2 separate regions of the Homo sapiens genome follow, and region 1 is linked to region 2. Evidence: chromatin loops called from intact Hi-C (ENCODE). Cell type or tissue: B cell. All regions are shown on one strand. Links, peaks and the distances in the headings refer to the core of each region. The heading gives the core; the rest is flanking DNA. Region 1 has its middle 7.5 kb from the start of MIR4539. Region 2 has its middle 64 kb from the start of MIR4539.

Evidence for each region. Peaks named below come from ENCODE experiments on the same cell type or tissue, not always from the same donor. Only the 100,000 strongest peaks of a DNase experiment are listed, where the experiment ranks them.
Region 1: it touches region 2 in a loop (3.0-fold over the local background); 3 of 110 quality-filtered maps call a loop at or near these places.

The regions. Positions count from the first base shown.
Region 1 is chr14:105,848,570-105,851,477 of GRCh38, reverse strand. It overlaps IGH. Among named protein-coding and RNA genes, the nearest start is that of MIR4539, 7.5 kb to the left of the region's middle. In B cell, for the core only: no CTCF peak of the experiment used is centred there; a DNase peak (open chromatin) is centred at 1,387; H3K27ac peaks cover 876 bases.
Region 2 is chr14:105,792,160-105,795,067 of GRCh38, reverse strand. It overlaps IGH. Among named protein-coding and RNA genes, the nearest start is that of MIR4539, 64 kb to the left of the region's middle. In B cell, for the core only: no CTCF peak of the experiment used is centred there; a DNase peak (open chromatin) is centred at 1,327; H3K27ac peaks cover 527 bases.

The DNA of each region.
Region 1 (2,908 bases), core at 252-2,751, 56 kb before region 2:
AGAGGGTTCCAGGCCTGGTCCTCCAAGCACAGCCTGAATTGAGAGACTGGGGCTCAGGCCTCGGGGGCCTCTGTGTGTGCTCCACATGCCTACAACTGCCCGGGTCACCTTGCCACCCTTCCCAGCAAGCCCAGACAGTTCTTGGCCTTGCCCCAAACCTTCATGATGTGTGGTGCACGCCACCGGGATCCAGGAGGTGCAGGCTGAGCCCTCGAGAGCATGTGGGCCTCACCGGGATCCAGGAGGTGCAGGCTGAGCCCTCGAGAGCATGTGGGCCTGTCTGCACAGTGTGGGGGCCTTGCACTCCACAGGAGCACAGGGGTGGGGTAGCAGTCGCGCCCGTGGCAGGGGAGTGGAAGTTGGAGCAAAAGTTTCAGGTGAACGAGTGTCTTAGTCTAATTGGGCAGCTATCACAAAACACTATCGGCTGCAAAGCTTGAGCAACAGACATTTGCCTCCCACAGCGCTGGAGGCTGAAAGTCTAAGATCAAGGCGCCGGCAACTTCAACGTCTGGCGAGGGCCAATTCCCAGCTCAGAGACGCGCCTCCTCACTGCATCCTCGCGCAGCCGAAGATGGTGAAGGAGCTCTCAGGGTCTCTGTCATACAGGCACTAAGCCCGTCACGAGGGTCTCTCTCATACAGGCACTAAGCCCGTCACGAGGGTCTCTCTCATACAGGCACTAAGCCCGTCACGAGGGTCTCTCTCATACAGGCACTAAGCCCGTCACGAGGGTCTCTCTCATACAGGCACTAAGCCCGTCACGAGGGTCTCTCTCATACAGGCACTAAGCCCGTCACGAGGGTCTCTCTCATACAGGCACTAAGCCCGTCACGAGGGTCTCTCTCATACAGGCACTAAGCCCGTCACGAGGGTCTCTCTCATACAGGCACTAAGCCCGTCACGAGGGTCTCTCTCATACAGGCACTAAGCCCGTCACGAGGTCCTCATCATTGCCCAGATGCTAGGGCTCCCAGTGCCATCCCCTTGTGGATGAGGATGGGGGGCGTGACCATGTCGTCCTTAGAAGCCGTTAGGGAATGCATAGTGGGGAGGACAAGTCTCTGCCATCACCCTGAAGATGGGCAGGTGGTGGCCAGGCTTGGGGCAGTGCCGAAAAATGACTCCCCAGGTAGGTGGGAGCAGGATCAAAGAGCAGGGGATTTTTTCAGAGATGGCAGCCAAGCCAAAGTTGGGGGCTCATGCCAGGAGGCTCACTTGGCCATGGTGCAGTCACCCAGGGGTGACCCACAGTCCATGGCAAAGTCAAGGACAGCAGTGGCTGTGAGACCAGGGTGGAGGCAGGTGGCTGGGGGGAGAGGACCAGGCTGGAAGGACTGGGCAGACCCCAAGGCCATAGAAGTGTCCTAGAGGAAGCATCCAGGATGGCGTCTTGGGAGGGCTCATAAGCTGGGGGCCCAGAAGGAGGACATTTCAGGTTCTGAGGAGCAGCCTGGCACTTGCTCTGAGCCAGCTGTCATGGGTATCTGGGGGCTGCTGGGTACAAGTTGTGTCCCTCCCACTAAATGTGCTCTCCACATGGACCCGGCCCGCCCTTCTGTCCCTGCTGGATCCCTGAGCTGGCACCAGCCCTGCCCTCAGAGACAATGTCCAGGAGACAGGTGGAGGTGCACGTGTGGGTCCCTGGGGAAATCCATCCTCCAACCGTGGGCTCCGAGTCGCCTCCCAGCCTCTCGCTCCAGCTTCACCCCATGTAGCTCATCACAGGCTCAACCTCCCAGCCTGGGGGAGGATGGAGTGAGGAGCCCCACACTGCCCAGGGCACACCCAGGGGGCTGGGGAGTCTGCACTGGGCTGGGGCAGGGAGGCCTCGTGCAGCCTGTGGGGCTGGCAGCTCAGGACAACACTCGTATCCGTTAACTGTGGCCCTGGCAACACTGCACCCCAGACTGCGTGGCTTAAACAACAGACGTTTATTCCGTCCTGGTTCTGGAGGCCGGGCATCTGGGATGGAGGCCTTGGCGGGGCTGGCTCCTCTGTGTCACGGGAGACTCTGTTCCAGGCTCTCTCCCTGCTGCTGGGCTTTGCCGGCCGTCTCTGGTGCTCTTGGCTTATGGAAGCAGCACCATCTTCACAGGGCGTTCTCCACACGTGCTGTCTGTGCCCAGATTCCCCCTTTTCATGAGGACAGCAGTCATATTGGATCAGAGGCTTGCCCTACTCCAGGGTGACCTCATCTGAACTTGATTGCAGCTGCAAAGACTGTTTCCAGACAAGGTCACATTCTGTGGTCCTGGGGGTTAGGACTTCGACACATTAATTTACAGGGGACACATTTTAACCCATGACAGTTTGCCCTCCGTTCCCCCCATAATCATGTCCTTCTCACAGGCAAAATCCCTGCATCCCATAGCAACATCTCCAGAACGGCTGACCCCTTCCAGCACCAACTCTTAGTCCACAATCTCAGCGAAATATCACCTGCATCAAGTGTGGGAGAAACCCAGGGTGAGATTCATTCTGGGTGAAATTCCTCTCCATCTGTGGACCTTTGTAACTTGACAAGAAGTTATCTGCTTCCAAAGTACAATGATGGGGCAGGCATAGGATGGACATTCCTATTCTAAAAGGGATACATAGAAAGGGAGAGAGGAGCCATGGGTCCCAAGCAAGCCCAAACCCAGCAGGGAAAGCTGCATTAGATTTAAGGCTCAAGGCTCATCCTCCTGGGTCCGTGCTCCATCTTCCAGGCCCACTGGGGTGACCCCATGCTCTTCGCCCATGGTGGCCAGAGCCCCCACAGCCTCCTCATCTTTGGCTCTGATCTCAAAGTCACCCTTCCTTCATTTTTTCTGGTCTTCTTTCCCTTCCATCCAATTGGCATTGTTTCTTCTGTTTTACAATTCACAAAATCCTTGTCAGCTTCCCATGAAATTCCTGGGGGTTT
Region 2 (2,908 bases), core at 121-2,620:
GTTAGCCATAAAATATTTGCTTATGACAATGTCCTGTAGTGTTTTCCCTATGTTTTCTTCTAGTAGTTTTATAATTTTTAGTCTTATGTTTAAGTCTTTAATACATTTTAGTTGTTTTTTTAATTCAGTGAGAGATTGGGACCTAGTTTTATTCTTCTGCATATGAATATCCAGTTTTCCTAGCATCATTTATTGAAGAGGCTGTCCTTTCCCAGCACTTTCATTGAAAATCAGTAGGCTATAAATATGTGGTTGTTTTGTTTCTAGGTTCTCAATTCTGTTCCATTGGTCTGTGTCTATTTTTATACCAATGTCATGCTGTTTTGTTTCCTATATCCTCATGATATATTTTGAAGTCAGGTAGTATGATGCTTCCAGCTTTATTCTTTTTCCTAAGGGTTGCTTTGGCTATACAAGCTCTTTTTTGGTTTCATAATAATTTTGGGATTGTTTTTCCATTTCTTTGAAAAAATGACATTGATATTTTAATAGCGATTACATTGAATCTGTAGATTGCTTTGGATAGTATGGTCATTTTAACAATATTAATTCTCCCAATTCATGAGCATGGAAGGTCTTTCCATTTGTTTGTGTCCTCTTCAATTTCTTTCATCAGTGCCTTGTAGTTTTCCTTGCAGAAGTCTTTCACCTCCTTGGTGAAATTTATTTATATGGATTTTTGTAGCTATTGTACATGGGATTGCCTTCTTGGTTTCTTTTTCAGCTAGTTCATTATCAGGGTATAGAAATACTACTGACTTTCATATATTGATTTGTATCTTGCAACTTTACTAAATTTATTTATCAGACCTAAGAGTTTTTGGTGGAGTCTTTGGGTTTTTTCCTTTCAGCCAGTATATATCTTTTAAGTGGAAAATTCTATCTGTTTACATTCAAGGTTATTATTGATACGTGGGGACTTATTTCTGCCATTTTGTTGGTTGTTTTCTTGTTGTTTTGTCTATCCTGTGTTCCTTTCTTTCTCTCTTATTGTTTATCATTGTGGCTTGGTGGTTCCTGTAGTGGTAACATTTGTGTCTTTTCTCTTCCTCTTTTTTTGTATTTGCCGTGCGGCTGTAAGTTTTATACATTTATGTGTTTTCACGATGGTAGAGATCATCCTTTTGCTTCCAAGTATAGAACTCCCTTAAGCATTTCTTGTAAGGCCAATATAGTGGTGATGAATTTCCCCAGGCTCCAGTGGCTCACATAGGTGCTGGCTGTGGTGGGCAGGATGGGATGATCCTTTGCCCCACCCAGTAACAGTAGCAGTGTGACGGGAGAGCCTGTCCTCAGGGCATGTGAAGTGCACAGTGGCCCTGCTATGGGGTCACTGCCCGTGGCATGTACTTCAGCCCTGGAAGCAGCAGCAGCTTCATCATAGCTTATTTAATTCAGCGGACCAAGAGCATAAACACCTGAGCTTCCTCTTTTTATCTGCTCATTCTGCTTCCCAAGTTCTCAAGGACTTATGTGGACAGTCTTCCCGCACTTGCCAAAAACTCAGTTCATTCTGTTATAAATCTCAGTGCCTCTACCTGCTACAGACACGGAGCTCACCCCGTCAGTGGCACCCCTTCTGACCCAGAAGTGTCCCTAGGTGTCTTCGTGGCCTCTGCCATGGGTGCTGGTATGCCATTGTGGGAGGTGGGGGGCAGTGGGAGTCAGGAGGTTGCTCCTCTGGGTGGAGCTGCCTGCCAATCAAGATCCTGACTCTACCTCCACCCCATGTGACCAGGCTGCAGGGGCAGGCCTTAGTGGGCACCGGTGGTGCTCTGGTCACAAGACACCCTGGAGGTGAAGGGGGCCTTCCAATTCTAAAGCTGTAGCTGCAGACTTGGGCAGTGCAAATCCTGTCAGGACCAAACACCAAATTCTATCACCCACTCAAGCTTGAAGTTAAGTGGGAGGGAGAGAGTCCCTGCAGGACCCTTGCTATAGTTGGATGTTTGTCCCCCAAGACTTCATGTTGAAATTCGACCCCCAGTGTTGGAGGTGGAGCCTGGTAGAAGGTGTTTGGATTTTGGGTGCAGATCCCAAAATGCTCTCCTTTGAGGGTGAGTTCTCACTCTTATTCCTGCTAGAGCTGGCTGGTGAAAGGAGCCTGGCATCTCCCCTCTTTCTTGCTTCCTCTCTCCCCATGTGATCTCTGCACATACCATGGTTCTTGTACAGCCTGCAGAACCATGAGCCAAATAAACCTCTTTTCTTTATAAATTACCCAGCTTCAGGAATTCCCTTATAGCAACTTAATGGACAAAGACAACACCTGACAGCCACTCTCCCACATGCCTCCAGCAATGCTCTGTGGGTTTGCACCTCCAACTAAGTCATTTAGGCAGGATTTAATGGAAGGACACCTTGCTGACACAGATCTGGGCTCAGTGCAAGAGCCCCTGGGACACTGAGGACTCCAGAGCTGGCTCCGGCAGAGTGAAGAGTAGCAGAATATGCCACTTTCAAACAAGAATAATTTTGAGCCGAAGACAATTAAAAAGAAGCATACCCAAGAAAAAAATCCCTGCCCACTCCCTTTCTACCAGGAAAAGCAGAGGATTCTTAGTCCTTGGAGACAACTCTAGATGCTTATCAGCCCAGAGAAGGCACTAGAGGAATCTACACAACAAACTAGCAAGCTATCTTCTGTTAGCTTCCCCTATATATTTACTTCCCAGAATTTGCTGCCCTACAGGTTGAAAGCCCCTTTCCTTTGTCTTGCCAATTCTGTAAAAATGATTGCCCATTTGCTAAGATGCTCCGTAAGCTCACGTTCCAACCGCCCCTTTGAATTCCTCATCTCTGACGGCTCCCACATAGAGGCATAATGCACATGTTAGTAAACTTTTGTTTGTTTTTCTCATGTTAGTATCTTGTTAATCTAATTGACAAGACCCCAGCTAATGAACCT